3 separate regions of the Mus musculus genome follow, and regions 1 and 2 are each linked to region 3. A link is a loop called in an ENCODE intact Hi-C map of the cell type or tissue named here. Cell type or tissue: left cerebral cortex. All regions are shown on one strand. Each heading gives the region's core, and the rest is flanking DNA. Links, peaks and the distances in the headings are about the cores only.

Evidence for each region. A loop is a pair of places that touch in the nucleus more often than their neighbours do. Peaks named below come from ENCODE experiments on the same cell type or tissue, not always from the same donor. Only the 100,000 strongest peaks of a DNase experiment are listed, where the experiment ranks them.
Region 1: a loop joins it to region 3, with 4 times the contacts of the local background. A loop is called at or near these places in 3 of 42 quality-filtered maps.
Region 2: a loop joins it to region 3, with 2.4 times the contacts of the local background. A loop is called at or near these places in 3 of 42 quality-filtered maps.

The regions. Positions count from the first base shown.
Region 1 is chr10:95,610,986-95,621,782 of GRCm38, forward strand. No RefSeq gene overlaps it. Among named protein-coding and RNA genes, the nearest start is that of Gm33336, 16 kb to the right of the region's middle. In left cerebral cortex, for the core only: no CTCF peak of the experiment used is centred there; DNase peaks (open chromatin) are centred at 679, 5,084, 5,428 and 6,000; H3K4me3 peaks cover 285 bases; H3K27ac peaks cover 1,600 bases.
Region 2 is chr10:95,598,769-95,609,565 of GRCm38, forward strand. No RefSeq gene overlaps it. Among named protein-coding and RNA genes, the nearest start is that of Gm33336, 28 kb to the right of the region's middle. In left cerebral cortex, for the core only: no CTCF peak of the experiment used is centred there; a DNase peak (open chromatin) is centred at 6,416.
Region 3 is chr10:95,699,158-95,709,954 of GRCm38, forward strand. No RefSeq gene overlaps it. Among named protein-coding and RNA genes, the nearest start is that of Gm47708, 26 kb to the right of the region's middle. In left cerebral cortex, for the core only: no CTCF peak of the experiment used is centred there; DNase peaks (open chromatin) are centred at 2,267, 5,441, 5,899, 6,514 and 2 more places; H3K27ac peaks cover 1,561 bases.

The DNA.
Region 1 (10,797 bases), core at 633-8,632, 89 kb before region 3:
GGGGGACGGGGGGGGGGGGGGCGGCGGCGGTGGAACCCCTGCATCTGTGTAAATTTCACACGATACTAGAAAAAGACAAAATGGGATAGAGAAAAAAAATGTATATGATTCAGCAAGAGCTCAAACAGCAGAATGACTGGAGTTCTGGAGTCATTCGCAAGCCTGGTGTGGCTCTTTCCCAGGAAGAGAAGCCCAGTGCTCTTCTAACTGGATATCTTTACATCATTTTTCACTCCAGTCGCAAGAATTTTCCTCTCTGGAGAGCTGTGCCCTAAATAACCGCCACTGCCACGCTCCTCTGCCATACATGCTCCTGAGAACCCAAATGCCAGCCCCAAGTAGAAACGCAGCTTTCATACCCCATTCATGTCCCCTGCATGCCCTCAGCCTGCCTCCCCGGAGGGTCACGTTCCAGTTCATAAATAGCATCAAAGACAAGTCACTTGGGGCTAAAGCAGTCTTGGAAGTCGAAGGCGAGGACCTCAGAGCAATGACTAACGTGGCAGCCAGGGCTCTCTTTGTCTCTTGTTAACAGGGTCTGAATAGCCTTCCAGCCTCCCAGTTCTACCTCTGGACAGAAAAAGAGGGAGGGGCAGAGAAAGTTCTGGACTGCCGTATGCCTCCTGCACTTTCCCTTACAAGTCACCGAGTCCAATCAGAAATTGCTTGGCAAGTCGGAAGCTCTTGCCCATGTGAGGTGCTGGCTGTGGCGAGAGTTTGAAGAAATGTCTCAATAGCTCATGAGTTAGAGGGACCTCAGGTCAAGTTCTGTCTTAGATTCCAGAGAGCCATGCGCTGCTGGAATGTGCTGGCCTATGATCTGGGTTTTGGGCCCTTTGCTTGATAATTATATGTGTGTGTGTATGTGTGTGTTCAGCTCTGAGGAGGTCACAGAATGGAGGTCTCTAGGTCCTATGTTGCTTGAAAGCATCTATTTCTTCTGCTCAAAAGCATGTATTTTTTACAAAACTTTAGTTAGTGCTCATTATTTTATTTGTTCAGTTTGAGACAGGGTCTCTTGTAGCCCAGGCTAGCCTTAAATTCATTCTGTAGCTAAGGATGACTTTGAACTCCTCATTTTCCTGCCTTAAAGTGAACTGGGTAACCTAGGGATTTTGGTTCACGTTTGTAACCTCAGCACTCACGGCATAGACACAGGAGGATCTTGGATTGAGGTAAGCTTGGGCTGCCCCCAAACGAAACAAAGCAACACAAAACAATTCAATGAAAATCTATTGAAAATTTCAGCTGTCAACCATACACACACATTTTATGTGTTTGTTGGTTGGTTTGCTTACTTGGAGTCATGTTTTCACTATGTAGCCCTGGTTGACCTGTGTCTTCCTCTGGAATCTAATATTGCTCTAACATTTGTGAATCATTGTTTCTAGTGCTAGACTTTTAGGGCTGTCTTCAGGATTTCCCATGCACTGGGGGGAAAAGACAAAAGAATTTCATTTACTATTATGCTAGGGATGTAGGAATATAAAGAATTGCAAACCTCGAGGGTCATATAGTGCACTTTCCTGCCCTCTCTCTTTGAGGAGGATGAAGGAATGAAACATTATACAAAGTTATGTACAAAGCTGTGTTTCCCCAGCCTTTGCCTTTCCATGGAAGACTCCTTCCATATTTGTCCTCATGAAGGCTGTATTGGGCAAGGCTGACAGAGCCCATCAGGAGTTGTGGGAAACAGGTTTACAGAGTTTAACACTCCTGGCGAATATGGCATAGTTATAGGCCCCAAGTTACACCATGTCCAGATGTCGTTTTTTTAGACGGCACCTGCTTAAGCTGACCTTGGAGCTATATTAAGAGTCTTGTTTCTTTACATTCAAAAGCATCCCGGGTACCATCTGATAGCTGAACATTTGGGTTCAGAGCTGGAAATGAGAAGGCACGATGCTTCAGAAGGCTGTAGTACTTAGTCTCAGAGTCTCTTAAGACTCCTAGAGAGTTCCAGAATCCTCTTTAATATGTCAGGGAAGAAATTACCAAAAAGGCATCATTTAAAAAAGACATTTTAGAATTTTTTGGGGGTATTTTTTCTCAAAGTATCCTGTCTAGGAATGATGATAAGCAATACTGATTCAATTCATTCATTTTTAATTTTTTTCTTCTATTTAATACTTAACAATTGCTGGGCAGTGGTGGCACACACCTTTAATCCCAGCACTTGGGAGGCAGAGGCAGGTGAATTTCTGAGTTCAAGGCCACCCTGGTCTACAGAGTGAGTTCCAGGACAGTCAGGGCTACACAGAGACACCCTGTCTTGAAAAAAACAAAACAAAACAAACAATTAAACTACTTAACAATTATTGGTCATATGTCAGATTTTGTCCTAGGAAAGACAGTTGTGTTAGCACATAGATAGGAGACAAGGCACTCAGAAAGTGACTCTCTTGGGGTATAAATGGGCTTGAAGGCAAAGCTGAGATCTCTGACATATTAAAGAGGATTCTGAAATTCTCTAGTAGACATAAGATGAGCATGTCCTGGCTAGGTGGAGAAGGGGATGAGAATGGGGGCCTTGTGGACAGAAGGGATGAAGGCGGGGGATGCTGATGGCAGGGAAACGTTCTGTTTCATCAGAGCACTGAATACCGGTGGGCAGAGGGCGGGGTGAGGCCGGAGGAAGATACATATGGTGGATGCAGTGGATGATGTTCCCTCGAAGGACAGGATAAGTACTCACAAAAGCCTCAGTACAAATTTCACCTCTCCAGAGAGTGGTGTCCCTTTTGTCCTAGTGCGAAACGAACTTGTCTAGCTCGTTGACGTGTGTTACTCTTCGCACTTTTTTGCAACCTGGATCTTTGAAACGATGGTAAGAATATGTTCTTATGACTTCATGTCAGATGCGTGGTGTCACGGTCTCTTGTCTGTCCTTATGCCACAAGTGCTTTGAGCCAAGTGTCCGGGACACTCATGAACCGGTGAGTCATGGAGAGGTATACCTGACAGACTGGGGGAACTATGTCTCTCCAGCCCAGACCTTCTTGTCAGTCAAGTTAGATGAGGCTGCATAGGAAGATTATCTGTAAGGTCATCACTCACTGTCAAGAAAAGTTCAAGAAAGAGGCCATCAGCGTCCATATTAAGAATGGAGCAGAGCTGGTCTTTCCCCTTGAAGGCTCGCCTCTCAGGAGGGTGGGCCCTGTCCCTTGCCTGGGCAGCACAGTAGAGCTAGCTCTGATGGCACAGGTGCAGGGAGCCAGTTCTAAGGCTGTGAGAGCAGGAGAGCTGGTCTAGCCCCTCACCAACTGCAGCATTCTGGAACTTGCCTCCCTCCAACACACCTCCACTGCACAGAACAGTAGAGTTGGCCCTGCTGGCATGGGTGCCAGTGAACCACCCAAGGCCAAGAGAGTGGGAGAACTGCCCCTGACTCTTGCTGGCTGCAGCATTGAGTGGGCTACCTGGGGCAGTGCTGGAGAGCTCACCCTGGTTGTACGGGTGCGGGAGAGCCCTTGGGCTAACCAACTCACCTACCACCCAGGCCCAGGTCCAGGGCTTTGAGTTGACCCATCCCAAATTCTACCTTACCTGTGAACTGCTGGAGTGTGTAAAAGGGCCAGTCCTACAGATCCAATGTATCTACTGTTAATTACACCTAGATAGTAAAAGTAAAATAAAGTTTGTTTGAGAGGTCCTGGGATCTGTACAGGGAAAGAACATTGTATCTTATTCAGAGATCAGAGGGAATTTTACAGAAATTTAATCTTTTTCTTGTCCTTTTTGGGTGAGGAGAGGGAGAGATTAAGCCAGAACCTCCCTCTGTAGCCCATGCTGGCCTTGAACTTGCTCCCCAGCCTTTGGAGTCCTAGGATTACAGTAAACCATAGTGCCCAGTTGAACTCCCTGTGTTCTGCTGGAGCTGAGTCCCGGTGGGTGAGTTTCAGGAGTCCATCTGCCTCAGGCAGAGAGGAAGGCAGTGAGGGGCTGGACCAGCTCTCCCGCTCTCACAGCCTTAGAACTGGCTCCTGGCGCCTGTGCCATCAGAGCTAGCTCTACTGTGCTGCCCAGTACAGTACACCTCTGAGGCCAGCCTGGGCCACACAAGATTCCATTTAGATAACGAGGGAGGGAGATGGCTTCATTGTCAAAGCTCTTGCTGTGTACGTATGAGATTTCAAATTTAATGCCTGGATCTCATGGAGGAAGGAGAAAAATTTCCAGAGTCTTCTGACCTCAGTGAGTGCCATGGCTTGGCATGCTTGAACTCAAGCCTGTACATCACACACACACACACACACACACACACACACACACACACACACACACACACACACACACGCAGATACACACACACACACACACACACACACACACACAGATACACACACACACACACGCAGATACACACACACACACACACACACACGCAGATACACACACACACACACATACGCAGATACACACACGCACACGTAGACACACACACGTAGACACAATAATAATTATTATAAAATAATAACAAAAGACCTAAAAAGGATACTACCTAAAGTGTGTGTGGGGGTGGGGGGCGGTGAGTACCTACAGGGTTGGACGGGCAGGGCATTTTGATTAGGGAACTGAAAAAAAAAAGAAAAGAAATGGGGACTTCTGTATTTTTGGGGGGGGGGGCTTGGGGGAACCTATTCATAATTTTTAAAAAACAAACAAACAAACAAAGAAGGTGTTTGGGAGTTATAGAAAAGCAGGCCAACACATCAGAGAAATTTTCAGAAGGGATGTAAAAACAACAAAAACAAAACCCAAAAAGCTGGGCGGAGTTTGTGGGTAACACATCGCATATGGCAGGCCCTGGGTTCAACTTCCAACATCCTTTGAAAAGAAGCAAACAGGAAAGAAAAGAAATGAACCTCGGCATAATTTAGTAAGCTCGGGGAAGCAGGGCCTGGGCGTGAAGCAGGTAGTGGTGCTGAGGAAGGAGAGGATCCTTTGAGAGTTAGAGTTGCCCGAGTTTCATTGGTTAGAGCATGCGTGAATCGTGACAGAGGATTCTTACTCTCTGGCTGTGCCCATTGGGCAGCTGGAGGAAGCTTGAGTCACATCTTACAGACTTTGCAAAGGGCTAGATGCCTCCGCAGAGCCTCTGAAAAGGTTTAATGAACACGGTGCAGAAACGGGCAGGAAGCCGCTCCGACAGAGAGAATAGTGGGTTGGTGCAATTCTAGGAAATGAGAGAATTAAAGCATACCTTATAGATACCCGGGACTCTCGCCAATTTCGCTATAAAATTAGCTAAGATGGGCAATTCTCCACTCAAGGCTAGGCCTGTGAATTTCAAAGGGGGCAACCCCAAATGAACACATGGGACCCAGTTTCTGTGTTTTGTGTGGGGGATGGATTCTTCCTCCTTGCCTGGGCGAGCAAAGAATGAATTGACGTAATGTTCTAAAATCAGTGCGGTTCCATTGGTTTAACAAGACGCCGACTGATTTTCTTGGAGCGCCCTCCCTTCTGTCTGTCCTACCTACCACACTCCTTTGCGGGATTCAAAGCCTAGTTCACATCCAGCCTCTGGAACCCGCCCCACATGACGTCAGCCGGCTTTGCGCTTCAGGGCTCCAAATGTTCCTCTGCAGTTGCTTTGGGGTTTACTACAGACTTCCTTGAATATTTCAGTTTTCAGGGGCTGGGAACTAAGGATTGATTGAATCCAGGGTCCTGTGCATGCCACATAATCACTTCACCACTGAGCTATGTCCCTAGACTTTATTGTGACTTTTGTTTGAGAATTGGGACTCACAGGACAGCACAGCCTCACCTTGGATTTGCTATTTCCCTGCTTCAGTCTCCTGAGGGCTGGAATTACAGGCATGCACCACCAGTCTTTGGCTTACTTTTCATTTTTCACTGTCCCCAGAGAGTATACCCTCTTATTCACCTGATTATGATTCTCTGTTTTCATGCCCTGGTCATCTGGTCTCTTGCACAAAGCAGGCAAACTTCCACGTTGCTGCCCTTGTAGCTGCCGTGTGCCCGTTGGTTCATTCATTCAGCAAAGGTTTTCTGAGTATTGAGCACGTGCCAGGCACATGACCGGGCTCCAGGGCACCTCTTGACTTCCTCTCCCCTGGCTCAGTGGGTTCCAGCCTTAGTCACTTGTTCCTACCCTGGGGCTTTTCCTCTTGTCCTTCCACTTGCCTGGACTGTCCCTTCTCTAAGCATTTTTTTTCTTAAGGATTTATTTATTTTATGTATGTGAGTACACTGTAGCTGTATAGATGGTTGTGAGCTTTCATGTGGCTATTAGGAACTGAATTTTAGGACCCTTGCTCGCTCCAGTCAGCCCTCTTAGAATTTTTTTTTTAATTAAATATTTTTAGGCAGAGTCTATGTGTATCTCTGGCTGGCCTAGAAGACACTATGTAGACCAGGTAGGCCTCTAACTCATAAAGATCCACCTGCATCTGCCTCCCGAGTGCTGGGTTGAAAGCCATCATAGTCCACTTGAACTTTTTAATATCAAGGTTGCCTTTAATCTCATTTCTGTGGAGAAATCATCTCAGACTAGTCTGCTATTTGCTTCAGATCTCAGCATCTTTCCCTTTTTTTCCCCAACAGTATTAGTTAGATCAGCTAGTCTGCATAGTGTACACAGACTACAGGACGGCGGTGAAGCGCTCTTCTCCACTGGAACACAAACAGCTAGCATGGCGTCTCCCTCCTAGCAAGAGCTCTGAAAGGTTCATTTGAACCAATAAATGGGTGATGTCCACTTTCTTGCAAAGACAGATGCTGCGTGCTTATATGTCAAGAACAAACCAAGGGAAGACAGTGTGTGTCAACATGTGGTAACTCCACAATGTGGACTGTGGGTGGGCTCAGGAGAAGGCTGGATCTAAGTGTGTAGCCCTGAAGCGTCTCAGCATCTTACACCCGTTGCTGAATCTGGTCCAATTTCTTCTGATTTATGCTTCCCAGAAAGCTCCTACAACTTCCAGTCCTAGGACATGACCTCTGATTATTGATGAAGACATGGACACTTCTAGCTGTCTGCAGGCACTTGGTAAGATACATCACAAGCCATTCACTTCAGTATGTGTGTTTGTGTATACATACATATATATGTGTGTGTGTGTATATATGTGTGTTTGTATATATATGTGTGTGTGTGTGTGTGTGTGTGTGTGTACATAAATTTTATATATATATATATATATGTAATTACACATTATATAACAAGGCTCCACTCTAGACCATTTCACCAACATATTTACTAACTGTATTCATTCTTACAGCTGTTTATACATGTGTTTAACTCCCACATATGGTAAACCGATGTCAATCACATTCACAACAAACCTAGGCGTCCTCTTTCCTTTGTGCAGAGGCAGTTAATGTGCACACTGCTGCGGTTATTTAGCCGACCACTATAGTACCCACGTGTTAAAATTTAATCCAAGTGACTCTTCCCTGCCCCACCCACTCAGCCATCTTCCTAGAGAAGTATTCGCTGGTATTTACTTCTGGCTCTATTTTTGAAAAGGGTCTCTGTGGACATCTGTTTACTTTGCTCTTGTCCTTGATATCAAAACTGTCACCACCACATGGCTGATGGGTAAGCGGTCGTGCTGCTGAGGGAACAGTCACGTGAGCATTTAATCACAGCCCTCCTGCTTCTTATAACCCACCATCACGGTAACTAGTGCTGCGTCCGTTCACGTCATTACTACAAAAATTGATGTTTGTCAGGGCAGTGTGTAGTTAGGACTCTCTATAGTCTACTGAAAAGGCCTTTGTGTTTGGGGAATCAAATTATAATTTTCCCCAATGTCTTCATCTTTTCAGGAGAAAAATGGGCATGTGCCCAAAATGCACACTATGCAATTAAAGTAGAAGATGGGCATCCCATTGTTCTGAAGGGGCAGCCAGGCACCAGAGACTGAGAAGAGGAGGACGAATGGGTTCTTGTCAGAGCCCTGTCCCGTGCATTTCCCACATGCCCTTCTCATTTTTTTCTTTATTTTAATTACTTACTTAATTTACTTATTTATTCTAAGGCTAGTGAATCAATTCAGGGACACAAGAATGGTAATCAAGCCCTCTACCATTGGGCCTCAGCCCTGTAGCTCTCTTTTTATGCCTGTTGCCTTCCTTAAATCTTCCCTGTTCATAACTGCAGCTTCTTCTTCTTCCTCCTCCTCTTCCTCCTCTTGCTCCTCCTCCTCCTCCACCCCTTCTTCTTCTTCTTCTTCTTCTTCTTCTTCTTCTTCTTCTTCTTCTTCTTCTTCTTCTTCTTCTTCTTCTTCTTCTCCTTCTCCTTCTCCTTCTCCTTCTCCTTCTCCTTCTCCTTCTCCTTCTCCTTCTCCTTCTCCTTCTCCTTCTCCTTCTCCTTCTCCTTCTCCTCCTCCTCCTCCTCCTCCTCCTCCTCCTCCTCCTCCTCCTCCTCCTCCTCCTCCTTCTTCTTCTTCTATAAAACAAAGAAATTAGATTAGATTACAAGTGTGGAGTATTGATAAGGTTGTAGAAATATCTCCTTATGGAAACCCTCTGTGTGATTTATGGCAGGGGTGGGGGTGAAGAAGAGGTACCAAATGAAGTGGCTTTTGGTTTATTTTAAGAGAGAGATGGAGGGAGGGAAGAAAGAGAGAGCGATGCAGAGAAACAGAGAAAAAAACAGGATAGCAAATTGTGCCCACCGTGAAACAGTTAATAATGCTGTCGATTCCGACCCTGCTGTCGTATAATGGAGATAAGAGTCTCATTATTCAGAAACATGCAAATACAGCGATTCTAGTCTTCACACACAGACACTAATCACCACGCCAGCCGATCACGCTATGTAATTTGCTCTGTGAACTCAGGCACATAAAATATATCACTGTAATCACTTGCCAGTCACAGCAGGACTGAAGACAGCACCAGAATAGCCCATGTTTGAAAGGGGACATGCTGAGGACCGCATTCTCAAAAGGCAAAAAAAAAAAAAAGAGAGAGAGAGAGAAAACAACGGGGCCAATCACAATGGCCTCTGATTGGATTGGATTTGCAGAGCCCCTGGCTGTAAAGGGACATAGCTCTCCTCAAATGGCACTTGCCATGGGAATTGGAAATGAGGGTTCCTCTTGACCTTAAAGAGTGCTGTGTTGTTCACTTCTACTACACAAGAAGTAAAGGCCTTTGGGGTTTTTTTGTTTGTTTGTTTGTTTGTTTGTTTGTTTTTTGTTTTTTTTGGCTTAGTTCTATGTGGTCTAAAGCTGCAAGTCACTAGCCACATGTGAGTCGGGCACTTGAAAAGGGGTTTGTGTTACTTAGACGAGCTGTAAAATGAACATTACATTTCAGAGACGGGGAGGGAAAGAAACGGAAGATCAATCGTATTTATTCATTTGAAACAGGGTTTCATGAGATCACACTGGCCTCATACCTGATATGTAGTGGAGGGAGTTCTTGAGTGGATTGCCCTGCCTTTATCTAAGTTCTGGGATTACAGATGCATGCTATTGCTCCCTGTTTATGTGTGTTGGAATCAAACCCAGGGCTCTTCTGAGTTCTAGGCAGACATCGCCATCTACATCCTCTCTGGGCCCTCAATATCATATTTTACATTGATTACGTAGCAGAGTGATTCTCAGCCTGTGAGTCGAGACCCCCTCTGGCAACCCTCTAATCTCCAAAAATATTTACATTGCGATTCATAACAGTAGCCAAATTACAGTTATAAAGTAGCAATGAAAATATGGTTGGGAGACACTACAACATGAGGAACTATTAAAGGATCGCAGCTCTAAGAAGTGACTTAGGCTTTTATTGCTGTGAAGAGACACCATGACCAAGGCAACTCTTACAAAGACAACATTTAATTGGAGCTGGCTTACAGTTCAGAGGTTCAGACCATTATCGTCATTGCTGGAGCATGGCAGCTTCCACAATACTGGAGGAGCAGAGAGTTTTACATCTTGGTGGGAAGGCAGCCAGCAAGAGATTGACTTCAGAAGGCAAACAAGAGGAGGGGAGGGTCTCTTCCACACTGGGTGGAGCCTGAGCTAAGGAGTCTCAAAGCCCACCCCCATGATGATGCACTTCCGTCAACAAGGCCACACCTACTAATAGTGCCACTCTCTGAGCCAAGCTTATACAAGCCACCACAGGAAGGTTGAGAAACACCAAAATAGCAGGAGACTAGAAACTGGATTGAACGATCAAGATTAACTTTTGGAGACATTAGTTAGCATAGGAAGACTGGAACCCTCTCTTTACCTGGGCTCTCTCTTTTTTTTTAAAAATTTTTTAATTTATTATTTTCTTTATATACATTTCAAATGCTATCTCGAAAGTTCCCTATACCTTTCCCCCACCCTGCTTGCTCCCCTACCCACCCACTCCCACTTCTTGGTCCTGGTGTTCCCCTGTACTGGGGCATATAGAGTTTGCAAGACCAAGGGGCCTCTCTTACTAATGATGGCTGACTAGGCATCTTCTGCTACATATGCAGCTAGAGACACAAGCTCTGGGGGTACTGGTTAGTTCATATTGTTGTTCTGCCTATAGGGTTGCAGACCCCCTTAGCTCCTTGAGTACTTTCTCTAGCTCCTCCATTGGGGGATCTGTGTTCCATCCAATAGCTGACTATGAGCATCCACTTCTGTGTTTGCCAGGCACCGGCATAGCCTCACAAGAGACAGCTATATCAGGGTCCTTTCAGCAAAATCTTGCTGGCGTATGCAATGGTGTCTGCGTTTGGAGGCTGATTATGGGATGGATCCCTGGGTGCAGCAGTTTCTAGATGGTCCATCCTCTTGTCTCAGCTCCAAACTTTGTCTCTGTAACTCCTTCCATGGGAGT
Region 2 (10,797 bases), core at 2,525-10,524, 99 kb before region 3:
TTACATCTGATACTCTGGTCACAGGCCATGCAACAGGGAACTTACCCTCATTCTGGCAATCACAGCTTGCTTCATGTTTCTGACAAGTAGCTTCCTTCCTTCCCTTCCTCCCTTCCTCCCTTCCTTCCTTCCTTCCTCCCTCCCTCCCTCCCTCCCTCCCTTCCTTCCTTCCTTCTTCTCACTACTTCTCTCTCTTCTCTTCTCTTCTCTTCTCTTCTCTTCTCTTCTCTTCTCTTCTCTCTCTCTCTCCCTCCCCCCCTCTCTCTTTCTTTTTCCTCTCTTTTTTGTTTTTTTATTTTCTAGACATAGTTTTTCTGTAGCCCTGGCTGTCCTGGAACTCGCTCAGTAGGCCAGGATGGCCTTGAACTCACAGAGTTCTGCCTGCCTCTGCCTCCTGGGTGCTGGCATTAAAGGCCTGCTCATCCACTTCCTGGAAGCTAGTAGCCTTCTTACACTGTGACAGATCTGTGAGCTGATCCACAACACTGTCACTACTCATTGGTGACATCTCAGATCTTTACGAATCCCATGAGGTAGAGAAGAAGGTTAGGGACAGTTCTTTCATGGCCTGGCACATAGCTATTCATTCATTCATTCATTCATTCATTCATTCATTCATATTCTCTCTCTCTCTCTCTCTCTCTCTCTCTCTCTTTTAATCCTCTCTTCTATCATAGGCATCCAAGTTCCCTACCCTTGTCTGTAAGGGCAAGTATTCCTCAGCTTGTTAGGTAGGCTTTGCTGACTTGGAGACTTAATTTCCCAGGCTGCCACCTCACCTTCTTTCTTCATCTTCTCTCCCCCATGAGAGAGAGAAAGAGAGAGAGAGAGAGAGAGAGAGAGAGAGAGAGAGAGAGAGAGAGAGAGAGAGATGCTCATGTAGCTCAGGTTGCCTCAAACTCCATGTAGCTTAGGCTGGCCTTGAACAGATCTTCCTGTGCCCCCGAACGCCAAGCGCTAGGATCACAGGTGTGCCCCGCCATTCCCTGCCTCAAGCAAGAGACCAGAATCGGCAGCTGTGGTGAAGGATAAGTGATTTTGAGAAATCAAGGTGTTTTCAGAGGGGCGGGGCTCGCACGATCTCTTCAGGAACTTTTGTGCAATCTGGCATTTCCCTTAGAGTTGCTTAGGAACCCAAGGAAATCGAGGTTCCAAATGACAGGATGGTAATAAATTGGTCTGTCCTGGGCCAGCCATCTGCTTTAAGTAAATTAAGAGACTAACCCATATGGGATTCATCTAAAATAGCAATTCCCATTTTCTCTGCAACTTTCATTTCTCTTTATTTGGCTCTTTGAATTGGTTTTACATAGAATAATCCAACCGACTTCTAGCCTATGCTTTCTGTATACCCACTTCTTTGCCTATACAGACTTCTGACCTCAGGGTCTCCTTTACCTACCCTCAGAAGATCCTCTTAAATGGTTGACAGTCTTAAATGTTTGAATTTGACAGTTGTTGGACTCAGGGGCTCATGCCTTTTGCTGTATTTTGGGTTTGTTGTTTGCAGCAGGGTCTTGCTATGTAGCCCAGGCTAGCCTCAAATCCACACTCCTGCCTCAGCCTCTAAAGTGCTGGGATTACAGGCCAGTGCTTCCATGTCTGAATCCATGGAAAACGCCTTGGATCCACAGTGTTTCAGCTCTGCCGGGCACTGCCTTCTTCAACCCTTCTCATTTATCCGTGGCCTCTCCATCTACACCAGGCTGGCCCCTCTGATCTATACCAGGCTGGCCCCTCCCATCTACACTGGACTGGCCCCTCGCAGCTTTCAGCTCTCCTATTTGTCCTAAGTTTGACATGTTTGCTCTTTGCTCACCAGACTAATCTTAATAAATCATTTTTGTCATGCTAATTTTTTCCCCTGCTGTTGTTCAGGAATCCGCACTGCTTAGAGATGAGCCAAATGTTTCTACCACAAATCCCTTCATCAAGTTCCAGCTCGCCTCTAAATGTGGTCCCCTGCTCAGCACCTTCCCCTCAGGGTGGCGGTCTACAGTCTTCACTTCCTCTGGGACACACCTACTTTCTCCTGCCCCACTTATCTCAGTGTTTACAAATGAGTTCCATTGTAAGCTTTGAGAGAGAGAGAGCAGCGCTGGGCTTAGAGTTCCAGGTTCCAGGCTAAGCCTGACTCTAGGCACCCAGGATGCTCTTAACCATCGACTGACTGATTCAGTGAAGGAACTAACAGCTTAGTCATGGCTGTGTTTCTTGTGGGTTGAGACAAGTAGTAACTATGTCAAATATATAGCAGGTGCAATAGTCTAACTCAGCGGTTCTCCATCTCCCTGATGCTGTGACCCTTTAATACAGTTCCTCACGTTGTAGTGACCCCCAACCATACCATCATTTTTGTTGCTGCTTCATAACTGTACTTTTGCTACTGTTATGAATTGTAATGTAAATATCTGATATGCAGAACGCCTGATCTGTGACCTCTGTGACGGGTCACAACCACAGGTTGAGAACCCCTGGCTGTAACAGATTTAAGCCAGTGGAATTAAGTCTGTTAATTACTTCCAGAATTAATTGGAGCTAATTCTGCTAAGAACAGAATTAAGCAGAGGAAGGGTGAACAGATTTAAGCAAGGGTGACCGAGAAAGGCTTTTGGGGAAATCACATCTGGGTAAAAGCATCATAGCTGTGAACTTGAATGCATGGATGAATAGATAAATGGATGGATGGATGGATGGATGGATGGATGGATGGATGGATGGATGGACTTTTGAGATGTGGTCTTGTGTGGGGGCCACACTGGCCTTACACTCTTTTTTTTTTTTTGCCTCAGCCTTGGTGATCAGCAACACTCCCAGCTAATGAGGCAAAGTTTAGTCATTAAAACCAAATAGGAGGATGGAGAGCTGCGTCATGGGGGAAGTGCTTGCTGGGGAAGCATAAAGACCTGACTTCAGGTCCTCCACACCCAGGTTAAAAAAAGCCAGGCCAAAGGGGCTGTGACCCAGCCAGTGCTGGGGGCAGGGGTAGGTGGCTCCTAAGCGCTCCGTGCCCAGCTACTAGTCTAGCTGAAGTGGTGAGCTCCCGGTTCAACGAGAGACCTGTCTGGAAAAACTAAGGCGAAGGAAGGGTGAAACTCAGTGGTACAGCACCTGTGTGTGGCCATGGCTTGTAGCCTCAGTGCACGATTAAATAGAGCAAAACATTCCTATAGCTTAACCCAGAACCGAAGCCTTCCAGTGCGTGTAATGTATATATTTGAGAAAGATGAAGAGGACACCACAATATTAACTTCAGGCCTACACATGCATGAGCCTGTGCAGGTGAGCACATCTAAGCACATCTGTGGATATACTGCACACACATTTACACATGCGTGCATATACACACATGCATACACATACACACACATATATACATATTCACACATACATATATACATGCATATACATACACACACACACACACACACATACATACACACTCTTAGGGTTTTCCTGCTGTGAACAGACATCATGACCAAGGCAAATCTTATAAGGACAACATCTAATTGAGGCTGGCTTACAGGATCAGAGGTTCAGTCCATTATCATCAAGGTGGGAGCATGGCAGCATCCAGGCAGGCATGGTGCAGGAGGAACTGAGAGTTCTACATCTTCATCTGAAGGCTGCTAGCAGAATACTGACTTCCAGGCAGCTAGGGTGAGGGTCTTAAAGCCCATGGCCACAGTGACACATCTACTCCAACAAGGCCACACGTTCTAATAGTGCCACTCCCTGGGCTGAGCATAACCATCACACACATACACACACACATATATATATATATACAAGCATACACATAAACACTATATACCCACACATACAATACATATGCACACATGTACACACATATGCACAGAAACACATGCATATACATATATACATACATATGCACACACACATAGACACAAACACATCAGGTTAGGATGTGTTCATAGAACGGCTTGCATAAAGTCTTGGGCTCAGTCTCCAGCATCTTGTGAACCTGGATTGACAGCACACGTTTATAACACCAGCATTTGGGAAGCTGAAGTTAAAGAAGCAGAAGTTCCTGGCCATCCTCTGCTACATAGTGAACTTGAGGCCAGTCTGGGCTGCATGAGACCTGGGCTCAAAACAAAAAAAAAACAAAACCAACCAACCAACCAACCAAATAAACAAACAAACAAAGAAACAAAAAACCCCAAGCCCACAAAACCAACCAACAAACCAGACAACCAAAACCAAAATAAATAACAACAACAACAAAAACAAAACCAAACAGAGATGGGGGTGCAGCTCAGTGGCAGAGAGCACTTGCCTAGCACGTGTGGTCAGGGGTTGTACCCTTGTCTCTCAAGGAAACAGAGCAGAACACACACCCATCGCTAAACGCCCAAAGCAAAGAAGCTTCACCAGGCATGGCAATGCGCGTGCTTGAGGCACGAACTTGAGGTAGTCTCTCCAGTGACATACAACACAATTCAAATTATAGTTCATGGGAGTTGTGTTTAAAAGAAAGACAAACCACATGTCAGCCTACCCATAACATGTATGCAGAAAAGCAGCAGCACTGGGACAGAATGTGTGCTCATAACTCATGTGGCTGAAGAAATAGAGAGGCACGAAAGAGCCTGGGACACGGGGGATTGCGCTACCTCTCTGAGTCCGGTGGAGAAGGCAGAGCAACTGAGCTGGAGCTTAATCCAACGAGGATGTTGGGCAAGCAGGTTTGTCTGTGATGTGAAGGATAATGGTGACGAGGTCCATCAAAGAGGACCCGCGCTATGCCTTAAAGCCAACCTGCAAGAACATCCAGCCTGTAATTCTTTATTTACACGTCTGATTTCCTTAGGCTAGATTCCTAGACACGCAATCAATAGATAAAAGAGGATAAACTATTTTTTTTTCCTTAAAGGGAGACTGTCCTCAGGTTTATTTTGCAGTTTACAAAGTTTGTGAACTTTAAACGACACCAGAAATCTTAGAGGTCATATTCTCTGAGTAGGCATGGTGTCTCTCTGGGATCCAGACTCCAAGGCCAGGATGTGAGGCTGATCTGGATGCAACCTCTGTCACCCCACTGATGCCAGGGTTGCTTTGTCTGGCTTGGCCGGTGGCCTGCCCCTCCCTCCCAGCTCCATGTATGTCCTCCCTGAAGCTGCTTGCCCCTAGCCAGAAGGGGACCTGTCCTTCATTAAGGATATGTGAGTGGCTGTGCGTCCCTGCTAGAACCTCCATAATAAGTTCTCAAGTGTTCAAGACCAGCATCGACTGTATAGCCAGTTCTAGGTCAATCTGTGCTACACAACCTCGCTTCAAAAAAACCAAAACAGCAAAAAGAATTATGTCATAGTATTTGGTTGTTTTTTAAAATGCTTAAAAATCCATATACTATCTTATAATACTCACCATTTATCCAGCTTTTTATTAGTGTTATTATTTTGACACAAGGTTTCACTGTGTGACATTGGCTGGTCTGGAACTCTCTTTGTAGATCAGGCCAGCCTTGAATTTACAGCAGTTTGCCTGCTTCTGCCTCCTAAGTGCTAGGATTGAAGGTGTGCACCAGCATACACCAGCACATTTTGTTGTTGTTTTTGAGACAGGGTACCATAAAATGTAGCCCAGGCTGACCCTAATTAGCTATGTAATGCAGAGACCTTCAATTCCTGATCCTCCTTGCCTCTATTTTCCAAATGTTGGAGTTATTAATATGTGTCACTTGCTTGGCTACATATTCAGATACTACTTATGAATATGATTTTCAATTTATGGAAAAAAATAGCATCCATTCATTTACTTGTGTTTTTGAGATAGGTCTAATGTAGCCTAGGCTAGCCTGGAACTCACTATTGTTGCCTAGGTTGAATGGAACTCAAGACCTTGCTTTAGTCTCCAGTGCTGGGATCAGAGATGTCACCACACTGTTATTTCTTGCCTTTGTTGAGCACATTAATGGTTTAGACACTGGTGGATATTGAATGTTGGGATTCATTCACGTGTACATTGATTTATTACAAGGCTAACAGGTACTTCTTCAAAACTTAGCACTCGTCTTGCATGGCAATCATTTAAAGTTTATTCTTTTTACTCTTAATTTCCCTCTTTCTAATATATATATTTAGTTTGGAAAAAACTGGCTTTATTTTTAAATGACAGCGAGATTTGAAGGCTCCTGAGCAAATAAAATCCACGGAGCCCTTCATTCCCTTCGTGAGAGGTGAAGACAAGCCACCTTAGGATAAACTGCATTTTAATGTGGGTGGCACTGGACAGACAGGAAGAGCACTCGACCCGCCCCCACTTCCATCAGGGTCTGAGGCTTCCGGACTCTGCGCCCAACCAGCGGGAACTGGCACAGCAGGTTTGTAGCAGCGTGGGCTGCACTGGTGGCGCAACTAAGATTTGAATCTGGGATTAGCAGACAAAACAACACTTGTGGAGCTGAGGCTTCTCGCGCTCTGAGCTTCTGTCCTGGGAAGACTGGGAACCTGACACCCCCAGAGTGGAAACAGCGCAGGGCGTGGGAGGATGTGCCAAACAAGGTTTCCAGGCCACAGCTTATTTAAGGACTTCAGTGCCCCCAATCATTCAGCTTCGGTGGCTTTTAGAACGGATGGGTTTATGATGAGGGAGGAGTCATGCAGACGAGGCTGGCCAACGTGTGGGTCCTGCCTGTGGACCGGTTTCTTCCAGAATGGGGTCTTGAGGTTCATAGGGCTGAGGAATGCCAAGACTTCCGCCTACGCTCTTCCCCGTTTAGAACACCTTTTTGGACCACACGATCTATTTGAGATTTGGTTCAAATTTAACTTGTAGGCGCTTTATCTTACTTATAGTGCATAAAAATTCTACTGAAACGAGGGTTTCATTGTGACACGTTCATAAGCACATATAACCTAATTTGACCTTGCCCTTAGTCAAATTCTCCTCCACACTCCCACCTTGACCCCCTAGCACACAGCCGAGGCTCACTGAATGTATACTTGACCCAAAGGCCTTTCTGTTTACCTCCTGTGGGAATTGACCTTAGTGTCATGCACGTGCTAGGCAGGTACTCTGTCATGGACGTATTTCTGGGTCCAGTGTAGAACTTCTTAGTTTGAGATAGAATCTCATTAAGTTTCCCAGGCTGGCGTTTTTGTTTTGTTTTGTTTTGTTTTGTTTTGTTTTGTTTTGTTTTGTTTTGTTTTGTTTTGTTTTGTTTTGTTTTGCTTTGCTTTGCTTTGCTTTGCTTTGCTTTGCTTTGCTTTGCTTTGCTTTGCTTTGTTTAGCTTTGTTTTAGACAAGGTTTCTCTGTGTAGCCCTGGCAGTCCTGGAACTTCAGAGATCCACTTGCCTCTGCCTCCTGAGTGCTGGAATTAAAGATGTGCACCACCACGGCCCTCCCAGGCAGGCTTTCAGGTAACTTTCCAGTTTTAGGCAGCGATTTGAACTTTTCTCTTCCTGCCTTAGTCTTTCGAGCAGTTGAGATTGTAGACTTCTGCCTCAAGATATGGTGTAGTACAACCAATTTAAGCTTATCCCTAACTAGCTTACAAGTAAATGAGACTCAGACTATGATTATTTTATTTGGCTTTGGCAATTACTGGGGGCAGGGGACGGGGTGTTTAACCCTAATCTACTCTTCTAACTGCTGCCCTGGCTACCTCCTCAATGGTGTGCCCCAGATACTTACTGTTTCTCCCCCCTTAGTGGCTTTCTTTCTTTTCCTGTTCTTGCTTTTTCTCCTGTCACTCCTCCTCCCACCAGGTCACTCTAATCCACCTACCTTCAGTGATTGGCTGTAACCACTTTTATTTGACCAATAGTTTTGAATCAAGGAACAAGGCTTGCACAACAAAAGCTTGTAAACAGGAGAAGTCACCCGCAGGCCTAGACCTTCGGGTATAGAATTTATCATTACGATACATAGCAACAGACCAAACCTCTACAATATGGCTCCACTGACTTTTCGTTGAAGAGTACATGATTTCCTAGGGATAAAGTGGATATTAAGTTCAAACTATCTGCCCAATCCTGTTTATATCTACCCATCCATTCATTTACCCATCCATCCAACTACTCACTCACCCACCCACCCATCCCCCAAACCCTCCATCCCTCCACCTCTCCCCCACCATCCATCCATCCATCCATCCATCCATTCACTCATCTGTCTTATTTAGGATTACTATTTCTAATAAACACCACAACCAAAACACACTTTGAGAAGGAAAAGGTTTATTTGGCTTACGCTTATTCTATATCAACTGTTCATCACTGACAGAAGCCAGGACAGGAACTTACACAGGGCAGGAACCTGGAGGCTGGAGCTGATGCAGAGGCCATGGAGGCGTGCTGCTTACTGGTTTGTTCTCCATGGCTTGCTCAGCCTGCTTTCTTATAGAACCTAGGACCACCAGCCCAGGGATGGTGCCACTCACAATGGACTGGGTCTTCTGCCATCACCATCAATCACTAATTAAGAAATGTCCTTCAGGTTTGTCTCCTGGCTGATCATATAGATACATTTTCTTAATTGGGGTTCCCTTCTGTACTGGCTGGCTTTCTGTGTTGATTTGACATAAACTAGAGACATCAGAGAGGAAAGAGCCTGAGTTAAGGAAATACACCCATGAGATCTGGCTATAAGGTATTTTTTTCAATTAGTGATCAATGGGGGAAGGTTTAGCTCATGGTGAATGGTACCCTTCCTGGGCTGCTGGTTCTAGAAGCTATACGAAAGCAAGCTGAGCAAGCCATTTGAAGCAAGCCAGTAAGCAGCACGCCTTCATAGCCTGTGCATCAACTTCTGCCTCCACGGTCCAGCCCTGCTTGAGTTCCTGTCCTGACTTCCTTCAATAATGGACTATAATCTGAAGTTTAAGCCAAATAAACCCTTTCCTCCCCAACTTGTATTTTGGTCATGGTGTTTTAAACAAAGCAATAGAAATCCTAACCAAGACACCTTTTTCAGATGATTTCAGCTTGTATCAAGCTGACATAAAACAAGCCGGCACACATCCATCCATGTGTTCAATACTCTTTATTAAACACCCACAATAAGCCAGCATTGAGACAGACATGGGCTCTGCAGTCGTGTCTGTGAACATCTCTGCATAAGGAAAAGATGGATATTATTTTCCCCAGTAATACTTACCTTGACCTGAAGCTGAATTTTGTGTATATTTGGTTGTTGTCTCACCTCATTTGACTATAATAATTGGTAGAAGAATGGAGACTGTCATGTACTCAACATTGCTAGAAAACTACTTGACATGCCGTAGGTATTGGATTCATGTGCCTGGCTGACATCAGTGGAGGTTATGCACACCTGTAATTCTAGCACTCTGAGGCTAAGGCAGGAAGATCTCGAGTTCGAGGCCAGCTTGAGCAAGATGCCCCACCTCAAAAATAAAATGGTCAAGCCTGGAACAGTGTGGCACCTGCATTTAATCCCAGCACTCAGGAGGCAGAGGTTAGCCTGGATACACAATGAGTTCCAGGACCACCAGGGTAACATACTAAAATAAAACAAAGCAATCTTGCGTTGTCAAGTAAACTAGAATTGTGTGCCATCCTCGTTAAAAGAAATACGCGTGGAAATCTATGGTGCATCACAAGGATGCATTAAAACTCTTCCCCTTCAGGCATCTCTCCAATGAGAAATGATTAAATACTGAAATCGATATGATGTTTCTTGGCGACAACAGTGATTTATGCCTTACTCCGGCCTGTAGTTAGAATGTCTGAGAGATTCGGTCAAGATGACACAGGAGAATTTCTGATAAAAGCTTGATGAATGTTTTCAAGTTTTAGATTAATTTTCTGATTCTCCCAGCGAGGCTTTGTTGGATCCTGACCGTGTGACAGTGATGGAGGATGCAGAAGGGTCAGTGAGGGACAGCATTAAACCGTCTCTGTGAAAACGGAGCCTTCTAGATAGCATGCCATGCAGTGCAATTCTGCTTAGCAGATGAAAACAGGTTAAAGCTTGACAAGAAGCTACACGGGTCTTCTGATGCTGCCCCGTCTCCCTTCCCCTGGTCCTGGGTTCCCTCTTCCTGGTCATCTGGACCAAGGTCAGAATAGTTGGGAACTTAGATCCTTGGGAACAATGGGACTCACTTCGCTATGGGAGGTGGGAGGCTGAAAGACTGTCCTTTTTCCTTAAGGGAACCAAAGCCTATGCAAAGTCGCTGAGCATTCAGGCAAGCCTGCAGGCTGTGAAGGCAAAGTAGCCCACAACGAAGAGGGGAGAGCTGATGAGGGGACCTGGAAAAAGGTGTGGCTGAATGGGTGGCTTCAGAGGGAATGTATCCTCTCTCACCTCTGGGAAGAAGTGGGAAGGAGGTGCCTTTAGAAATTTCTTTTAAGGACTGGGAGAGAGATTCTCTCTAGTCTCTGGAATCCTTGCCTTGTGCATGGCAATGTCTCTATGTCTTCCCACTGTGTTTGTCTCTGTATCCAGATTTTTCCTTGTTCCATTCCCTTAGATTAGGCCAACAATAATCACGTCATTTTAGCTTGATTATTTACAAGAGGCCCCTCTTTTTCCTCTTTTTTTTATGTATACATATGTATGTATATGTATGAGTGTATGTATGTATGTATGTATGTATGTATGTATGTATGTATGTATGTATGCATAGACAGGGTCTCCCTATATAGACCAATGCTGGCCTCCAACTTGTAGCAATCCTCCTGCCTCAGTCTTCTGAATGCTAGAATAACAGATGTATAAGACAATGGATACCACATCTAAATAAAGTCACACAGTCCTGGAATTTCAGAGAGTCATGTTTCAAATTCTAGGAGAGAGACAGGGAAGAA
Region 3 (10,797 bases), core at 1,385-9,384:
ACACACACACACACACACACACACTTGCTGCTTTTTGTTTCATGAAGATATCTTTGCTGTGGACCAGTGGTCACAGTCAGGAACATTTCCTTTCCGAAGCTGTGGGGAAACATTATCTGTTATTAAACTAAGCCACTGTAAGGAGTTCCTGTAGGAGAAATCACACTGTGTGTGTGTGTGTGTGTGTGTGCTCCCCTTAAGTATTACTTTGTCTCCTGGGTCTTTTTGAAGATGTGAAGAGCAACACCTTCCTGTAGGGAGGAGTCCTGGCCAAGTAATTGTTCCCAGGCCTCTGTGAGTCTGTGACCCATTAGAGGAATGTTCTAATGGGCAGTGCCCTTTTGGGCGGTGTTCCTGGAAGCAATGGAGTTCAGAAGTTAATGAGCTAGTTTCTTGGCCTTCATTACTTCGAGGAAGTACCTTGGCCCCTGGCTTGTCAGGGATGCTAGGTTATAAAGTAGCAAGTTTAGAAGCTCTGGCTTGAAGGTAGGTGTGAGTCAGACTCTGGCTCCTCCATTTCCTAGACCAGCGACACAGGGTATTATCAGCGACATTGTCCTTACATACTTCTTAGGAAGATTGTGATTTCACCAAAGTGTCTGGTGCAAATGTGGGCAGGAGTAACAAACATTGCAATCTTTAGAAGGACCTGTTGGCATAAGGTGACGCTCTCAAATATCTAGTGTATTGCTTAGACTCTAGAGAGAGAAGAGAAAGCCATTTGAGATAGGAGGTGAGGCTGGGGACAGAAGGATACCATAGGGAGAATAGGATTTTGGAACTCTGGTTGTTTATTTTATTTATTTATTTTTTCGAAACAGGGTTTCTCTGTGTAGCCCTGGCTGTCCTGGAACTCACTTTGTAGACCAGGCTGGCCTCGAACTCAGAAATCCACCTGCCTCTGCCTCCCAAGTGCTGGGATTAAAGGCATGCGCCACCACGCCCGGCTGGTTGTTTATTTTTATTTTAGATTTATTCATTTTATGTGTATGAGTGCTTTGCTTGTGGGCCTGGTGCTGGTGAAGGTCAGAAGAGGTGTCGGATTCCCTGGAGCTGGAATTATAGGTGGCTGTGAGCTTCCATGCGGGCTTCTGGCAAAAGAACCCAGGCCCTCAGCTAGAGCAATAACTCCCGAGCCATCTCTCCAGCCCTCGGCTAGAGCAATAGCTCCTGAGCCATCTCTCCAGACCTTAGCTAGAGCAATAGCTCCTGAGCCATCTCTCCAGCCTGTGAACTCTGGTTACTGTGGCAGATTTTGGCTCCAATTCCAGTTTAGCTGCTTGGCTTCTTGGGGCCTCATTTTCCCACCTTAAAAATCTGTGTAGTGATACTTGCCTCTTGACACTGTAATAAAGATGGCTCAGTAAAACCCTGAACTCACGGCCTGATGTATGTTAGGCATTCCCCGGAGAAGGGTAGGGCAGGGGTGACTGCGACTCATCATTTGCATGATAGAGGCAGTGTTGCTCAGTGGGCAAGAGGGGCAGCCCACATTCCTGAAATCTCACGAAGCTGGTAATTAGTAATTATCCACTTTGCAAGGGCAGGGTCTGACCCTGCCCAAATCTCAGTTCTGATGAGTCAACAAAGGTTGCTAGGTTTGGCATAACAAGGGCCCCTTTCAAACATATAGAAGTTATTAATAATCTTGGGCTCTAATCTTGGCCACCCCTCCCCCTTTTTTTCATTTTGCTTTGAACCATCCTGCCCCTTGATTAAAAGCAGTCTAGTCTAAATCCTTGTGTTCAAAAATGGCCTTTTAAAAATTCTTCCAATTGTATCACTCAGGCATGGCAAGATCCTTGTTCTCAGCTCCCTCAAAGCTCATGGGACTCGCACCCCACTGTATGCTCCCTGCCAAGATTACTGGAAATTGCTTAAGTGGAGTCGGGTCATGGGGAAAGAATCAGATAAATCAAAAGAGTATGATGCATTCTAGAAGACTTAGATTGAAAAATCTTGAGAAACAAAGTAAGATGATGATGAGGATGAAGATGAAGGTCAGGGCTGGAAGCAGGAAGACGCAGGTAAAGACATAAGATGTGGAGTGTGAGGTTTCAGTGAGGATAGTCCCTCTCCATGAGGGGAGCTGGTACCTCAGGACCACGGGGGGTGTCAGGGAAGAGCATCCTGCTGCTGAAGAAGTCCTGAGTGTCCATGCTAAGGACTGTAACCCATGACCTCTGGAGTGAGCTTTTCAACTGCCTCTGTAGAGGACTGTGCCATCCACGTGGGCACATGCACACACACCCTGGGAAAAGAGGAGGCGAGTGTCCTTTAGAACTTGAGGATCGTGGGAGATGCTAACTGTCGACTTATCTTTATAAGTGGTGTGTTGGAGGGAGGGCATTCATTGAGCTGTTTGAACCTGTTCAAAATAAAAAGATGGGCAGGAAAAGTCATGGGGAAAAAACAGCTGGATAATCTGGTTTTTTTTTTTTTTTTCTTCCAGTGAACATTTTGTCTAGTGAGAAGCACTTTAAGTCTTCTCAAAGAAGCCGGGATGTCCCTCTCTCCCTTCCCGACTCGGGGCTCTGAGCCGACGTAGAAGTCATACTCACGTTAGGAAATGTTCGGTTCTTTACAGTTCTGCTGCTAAAGAGCCGTATGGAGAGGCAGACTGACTTACCTCAAATTTAACTAATCAGGCCGGTTGTGGTGGCACACGCTAGTAGGATTTGCTGATGGAGGCAGAGGCAGGAGGATAACAAGTTTGAGGCCAATCTGGGCTACACATTTAAGAAAAAAATAAGTAAACATACATTTGAGAGGGCAACCATTAAAATATTTCCCAGAAAGTGAAAACCTCTTCTATGAACAGGCTGGTAATGTGTCTATGCAAACTTACTAGGAATCTCATTGGTCTATTCTAGGGCCAAAGAGTTTTGAAAATTTCACCAGGAATTTCCAGGGCATGCCACTTGTTTTTGGACTACACTACATCATTTTCATATCTCATGGAGAATGGGTTGCTTTTCAAGGATGGCTTTGTAAAGGGCAGGCAGGCCTGCATCCCTGTATGTGGACTGGGCTTACTATGTTCTGAGGCAGTTTGAAATCTTAATGGCTTGACTCCTTCGGATCTAATGGTGTCAGATTTAAATCTGACCATATAAAATGTTGGGGGCAAAAAGCAGACCAGTAAACAAACTTATTAATAGCAGTGAAATCCAACAGGGAGGATAGACACACACCAGTCAGTGGGGGTATTAAATTCCTGGGATAAGTTAACATGGATTAAGCAAAACTTTTTATAGTGCAAGTTCTTAGTATCAAATTTTGAAGCACAGCAACATCTAATAATATAATTATAATGATATAATTACTTATATCAACCACTTTTAATAGACTATAAATAATTCTAAAGGGGTGTGTTAAAGAAAAAAACCGATATGCTTAATGTACAGATATTGGGCTCCCATTTGATCGCTAACTTGGGAGGAAAGTCATGCATGCATGCTGGAGCCGACTTTACTGGTGAGGCAAACTTTTACTATTAGCTTATCCATTGTTCTCTTGTACTTCTTGTGTGCTACGCGTATATGCATATACACATGTGTATGCGCATATATGTGGAGGTCAGGGGTCGACATTGGGTGTCATCTTCAGTGGCTCTCCGTCTTAATTTTTGAGTCAAGATCTCACACTGAATTTGGAGTTTGCCAATAAGGCTAGGCTGGTTGGCCAAAGGGACACCAGAGATTCCCTGTCTCCACCTCTCTACAGTTCTCAGGTTATTAACATACAATTGCTTTGCACCTGCTCTGTTTGTTTCAGTGCGTGTGCTGGCGACCTGAGCCCAGTTCTCATGCGTGTGTGACACATTCTTTACTGATGGTGTCATCTCCCCATCTTCCTCTTCTGCTCTTCAGTCATGAGGCATTTCAGTGCAACTCTTGATGTCATTGATGAGGTCATGAGTATAGTAGGCATTCCTACTTCAGCCCACAGACAGGGAATTCCCAAGTATGTCTTTAATGGTTCCTAAAACTTCTCTGGCTAAAGACCCAGGTCACATCACCCAGGCCGTGTTGGCAAGCTTGTATTTAGTGTATTTAGTAGTTTTCTGTTTCTTTCTATCTCTTGGTGACTCACGGAGGGCTTTGATGACCAGGAGAGGTAGAGGAGGTCATTTCACTCTGGGCCTGTCTGTCCTGAAGACAGTTTGATAGTCAACCTCAGACCTTTCTTGTCCCCAGTGGCACGGTCTTAACATCAGCAACTTTTTTTTTTTTTTTTTTTTTTTTTTGGCCACAGGCCCAGGAGGCCAGTTTCTGGGGATAGCGTAGTGCAGAAGTGACACTTCTGATCCTTGCATCAGAATCGACTCTGATAGTCTGGGAGTCAATCATGGCCATACAAGAGAGATCGTTGGTTTCAGATGACCCCAGACTCCAGATAGTCACAGAGGACCAGTTTCCTATCTGAAACCCAGGCTTCGATACTCACATGATGCCTTAGTTAAAGCCATGGTTAATAAGAAATCATGCACCTGGCATAGCTTTGCTTTTGTAAACATTAATAATCAGATAAAATGATCGGATTTAGGGCTAGTTTTATTTATTTATTTTCCTAAAACTCTTCATTCTGAAATGCTATGAGGCTTCAAATAATATTTCTAAGATGGCTTCTTAAAATACTAATTATTTTTTATCCTCTACGCTCTTGCTTGGCCCCACCACCAAATACTCCTGGATAAAGTGATGACCAAGATTGAGATTCGGGTGGGAGGGTGAAGGGCGTGGCTCACACAGCAGCTGAGGCCAATGGTAGTCACAGCTGTGTGGCTCACACAGCAGCATGGCTCACACAGCATCCAAGGATGCTAAGGCTCACTCAGCAGCCGATGACGGTAGTCAGAGTTGCCAACCCAACAGTTAGATTCTTGAGTTAAGACTGGGTGGCTGTTTCTTAGTGCATCTGTGATCCTGGGTGGTTTCCCTCAGTCATAATAGGGGATCATAATTCTACATAGTAATTATTATATAGAATTATATTATTTCTCAATTGTATAGTGTATTAATGCTGTCTGTAGTATACTAATAACATAAGTGTTATGTACTAATATTAATTGCATATGATTAACTTAAGCCTAGTAATGTAACATTTCTTCATTTTACAATTCTAAATTGAAATAATATGGTTAAAACGCCTGGTAAGTGCCCTCTAGATTTAATCATTTTATGGTTATTCTGACGCTCATCTCTGTTCGTGTGATTATTCCTGGCCTCTCCTAGGGGTAGGCTTGCTAGATTTTGCTTTTGATTTGGCGATTATTATTGTTTCTGAGATGGTCTCACTGTGTAATTCAGTCTAACGTTGAACTGAATACATAGATCAGGCAAGCCTCAAACTTGTGGGCAGCCTCCTGTCCCTGCCTTGCACATACCGAGAGTAGAGGCAAACGCCTTACCACTGAGGTATGGTCCAGCTCCCCCTCACAAGTCTCCTCGAGTGGACAGACAGCCTAGACTCTGCAAGCGGCACTTGAGAAGCACTTTACGGTCAAGTGAACACAGTAGAGAGCCCGAGGAGGCCTTGGGGGGACACATGCTCCCTCTCGTATTCTGGGGTCATGGGGACAAAGGCCAGGCACTGACTTCAATACTTTTCTTCACTCTACAGAGCACATACATCCAGTCTGTCGGGCAGGCTGGGAGACATCCTGTAGTTCTTAGTTGGGTTGTCTGCCACTGACTTCTTCCACCCCCTCTTCATCCACCCCCCACCCCCTGTAACACCCATGCCCCAGAGCCCCTGAGATCTGGAAACCCTGGTCCTGTCTCATCCCTGTGAGAGGCAGGCTGCCAGCATCACTGTCCCAGTTTCACAAACAGAACAACCGAGTCACTTTTCTATTGTTGCCACACCGAAGTTACCCAGTGAGTCATTCTAAGTCCTAGAACTGGCTCCTGATTCTTGTTCCTGGCATCACTAACAGAGCCGGATGGATGCCGTCAAAGGCTAAAGAGGATGCTGGCACCGAACCTCTCCGAGGAGAGCAACCTTGCACATGACTGAGTCAAAAGCAAGGATTAACTCTCTTGATACTTGCAGCCTAAGGAAGAGAGGTGTGAGGTGTGTGTGTGTGTGTGTGTGTGTGTGTGTGTGTGTGTGTGTGTGACATCATCATCACTAACACACAGGATTCTTAGTTGGTCTTTAAATGGCTTAAAATGGTCCATACATTTTCTGCTTCCTGCCGTCCTGAATACTATGTGTGTGTGTGTGTGTATGTGTGTGTGTGTGTGTGCATACGCTTGTGTATATGTGTGCAAGAGAGACATCATTACCACCAACAAACCAGATTCTTAGCTGTTCTCAAAATGGTCTATAAATTTACTGCTTCCTATCCCCCCTTAACACTGTGGGTATGTGTATGTTTGTATGTGTGTGTGTGTGTACATTGTGTAAATATATATTGAGACAGAGTCTCACTTGTAGGCTTGGCTGGTCTGTAACTCTCTATGTAGACCAGATTGGCCCTGAACTCACAGAGATCTGCCTGCTTCTGCCTCTTGAATTCTCGGATTAAGAGCATGCCACACCCAGTGACACTAGATTTTTAAATGAACAAAAAGTATCTTATTTGCAAGTGAGGCAATGGACATTATCTTATAACAGAATCAGTTATGTGAATGTGAATCTGAGAGGAGGCTAAATTTATTTCCTTCTTTTTTTTTTTTTTTCACAAAAGAATCCTCAAAGTAACTGGCAGAGGGGAGAAAAATGAGCTCACTTTTGCTATAAAATTAGAAACACAAACCATTCCAAACACAAGCTGTTCATGCTTAACTAGAGGATACTTCGTATGTTCCATTTTCTGCATGGCTTAGAATTTCCTCACTCCCTGCCCTCCTCTTCCTCCTCCTCCTCCTCCTCCTCTTCCTCCTCTTCCTTTTGTATCTGTCTTATTTTCCTTTGTATGACACCCGATTCTAAGCGTGGATTGCCTCTGGCTCCCATCTAAGCCAAGAAGCTGAAGATCTACCCTCCCACAGTAACCCTGGAACTAAATAGCTGCAGCCTTAATTTGGAGGCCAGTAAAACTTTTATGTATTAAAGTTGTGATTTTATCCTTTCCTTCATAGCTATAGAAAGAAGAGCAAGCTTTAGAAGGCAGAACAGGAGCGCTTTGAGAATCCAGATACTCCCAAAGCTGCCTTTCTGAAAATGATGACCCACACACACCAAGCCTCAGTTACCATGGAGAACTCCTCAGTCACAATCCCTGGAGGTAGGGACCCTGGAATCTCAGGACTAAAAAATCCGAAGGATCTACCTAAGTACAGGCAGATCTTCCTGTAGTGGGCAGCAGTTTATGCAGAGGCCCGGGGCTGGCTAAAGGTTGGAGATATACCTGAGGTTCAGCCTTAAATGGGGTGTCTGTGCCAATCCCTCCCCAGTGAGGCTTACGGATGCCTCAGTAGAGTACGTAGAAGGGAAGGAAGAGCTGGAGGATGGGGAGGAGTGCTCCCAAGGGTTATATTGGCACTTGTGGACACACTGTAGCCATGATTACCTGTATAAGTCCTGTACGAGGTCAAGCCAACAAGACCATTGACCATTAACTGGACTCAGCATGTTATAGAACAAATGAACCCAAACCTAAACTACTTGAAGGTGGTAGGGAGATGTGTGGGGGTTGGGTGGATGTGATCAAATAGATATTCTAAAACCAAAATGGAATGGAATAGAAGCAGGAGATACGTGTTCAGAGGGTGGCCGTAGATAACCGCCAGGGCTCTCTGAAGCCTTCCGATGCTCATATAGAGGGTGATGCCGGGCCCCATGCATTTTCCTGAGGGACATCCTTAAACAGTCCCTGACTCCATAAAAAGTTAAGAGCCAGTAGATAATGTCAAATAAGTGTGGGCTAAAGGGGAAGCCGACATGACTCATTCGTAAACTACAGCAACAGCAACATTTTTAAAACTGTAAGTTAAGCCAAGGTTATCACCCTGCATCTACAAATCTTTAGAAATCGTGTGGGTTGTCAAATTTCTGTAGAAAATTCAGGAATTCTATGTCTTACTAGGCATAGGCACGCTAGCCAGAAAGAAAACATAAACATAAACATATTCTTACAGCCAACCAAGAAAATATCAACTCTCAAAACATCAAAAAACAAAACAAGACAAAAAAAACCCACAAAAACTCCAAAACCAAAAACCAAAAAACCCCAAAACCAAACCAAACCAAACCAAACCAAACCAAACCAAATACCTTTAATAACAACTCTTGGATAAATGAATATAATATGTTAAAAATATTTTAGATGCATTGACAATGATTATAAAAAGTTGGAAGCAACCTTAATATCCACCAATTTTGGAATAAAATATAGTAAGATCAATACTAGATCACCATAAAGCAATTACAAGAAACTATCTAAATTCATACATTAATAATAATGCAAATAAGGCAGCTAATATTTTTATGGTATTAACCAGCGCTTTTCTAAGGGCTTTGCCTACATCAACAGTAAGTGGGAACTCAAAACGATACGGAGTGTGAATATATGATAAGTGTAAAAACATTGTGATGCTACGTGTGTTTTAAGGCACAGACTATACTGTGGCTTACTGAGGCCTGTATGAGGTAGAAGCCTAAAACTGGGATGGCATAATGTTCCCAGCATTCCCTGACAGAGCATTTTCGGGTGACACTGCAGTCTTCTTCAGCATCTTCAAGAGACTTAGCAGAACTTTGAGGATACCCTCACACAAAAAAAAACCATTTGGCAAGACAAGAAAACCCAAATGCAGATACTGCAGACAAAGCCTTGGGGAATGAGACAGGGCAAGCTAGGATTCATGAAGGTGGGAAGGTTTGTGGTACAAGCAAAACTTAAGTCCACAGGACAGAAGGAGTCCCACTGTCTGGAGGACTCAGCTGTAACTTCCTGCGGAAGGATGTCAGTGTGGGAGGGGGAAACCCACAATGGAGAGGGACCCACATATATATAGGAGCAGGCCAAGCTCCACAATGAGATTCCCTGAAGCCACCTGTGGCTTGCTGGTTTCAGCCATCCTTTCCTGAGAGGAAGCGGGAAGACATTGGCCTGCCTGACAGGACATCTGGAAGGCTCATCGGGCTAGGGACATGTGGTAAAGCTCTTCCGTTACAAACTATAACCAGAGAGGAAATGACTAACTGACACTCTTTGACCCTGAGGAGTTGAGAGGAATTATGTGTGGAATGCCAGTTACCAAGGTCTGGGAGCTGCGAGCCACAACAAAGTCTTCTCAGAATTCATGATATCCCAGGGAAAGGGATTTGGGGCTGTCTGGCCCTCAACTTCAGGTTGGAAAACACAAAGTATGAAATTAGTGGTGTGAGTATGGCAAGTGCCTTTTCTTTCAGCCCCCAGTAAAGAACAGGTTTAAGAGAAATAGAATTTGAGCCAGTCCAGGAATTCTTCTTCAAACACGTTTCCAGTTTACAACTCTTCTTGCCTATTCCTCTGACCTCTTGTAGGATGCGATTTTATCACCAAGGATCTCCAGGTTTAGTCAGCTCCTTCTCAGTCCACCCCAACCCACTCCACAAAGACTCCTCATTCTCCATAACGATGATCCCCACCCATTTCTCATTGCTTCCTCTGTCGGAATGACTTCTGTCTGACCCTGCTTCGCCTGGAAAAGTCTCACCATCCTCTTGGACTCCTCTGCAGGGACAGCAGCATAACCATCTACAGCTCCGCACTATATAGGTCTTCCCCAAGGACCCTGGGAACAAACTGATGATGAGCAAACATCAGTTCCTTGTTGATCGATCCGTTCCTTGTTAATCAAGGGGACAGCATCATGGGGACATGGGTTCAGCAGCAGTGTTAGAAAAGACCTGTCCTAATTGTGGGCTTTGGTGGGAAGATCTGAGGAGAAACTGGGCTTTTGGGTCTACATTGGATGGCACCAGGAATCCAGGTGATCCTGTGCTGAGGGTGTTTTAGGGTTACAGTGATCCTGTTTGTTTGTTTGTTTGTTTGTTTGTTTTTGTCTGAACATAGACAAAATAAGTCATGTGATGGTCTCATTTTGATTCACTTTATCAGTGCCCACAAGCAAGCCTGTCTGCCATGGCTGCTCTGTGTGATCGATTGTTTACGCCTGACAGAGGAACAGGATGGCTTGGCTCTGATGATCAGAACAGCCTAGCCGACAATGATACTGAGGGCTAGCTGTGATTATTTCCAGATGTGGAAAGTTGGTTTCTCCTTTCTTTGCATCGAGAAGGCAAAGCAGTCTTCAGATTGTGATATTGCCCGTGTTTTCTCCGACATGTGTGACAGAGCAGCCAGTACAACTCTATATTGATACTCATTCCATTTAAGCCCTGTAGGACAGCCATGCCGTATGTGTGGGACTCACCCCCACTGCCTCCAGGATGGGCCTCAATTTATTTAGAACAATCCAGTGGTGACTCACTCAGGATGGCTTTAGCGATGGATTCCATGGAAACAGGCTGCGGTTTTTCACCCGGGAGGTTTTTAGTAGTGGGATTCTCTGGATGGGAGTAAGGGAGAAGGAAGAGATGAACTTGACAGGTAATTGCAGTAGAGGCCTGACTGGGTTACCCCTGGGAACTGGGAGCCATCAGAGAGTAAAAGTGCCAATGTAGAGAGAGAAGGTCTCAGCCCTGAAAGGAAGACCTGGTTGGCACATGTGCCCCAGAGCCATTTTCTTGTCTTGATGTTACTTCCAACATCTAAAGGACAGGCTCGGAGTTGGTGGGCCCTGTAATGCATTAGGGCTGTCCCCTTTCCATTTGGGGGCAGTCTGTGCTCCTCTCCAT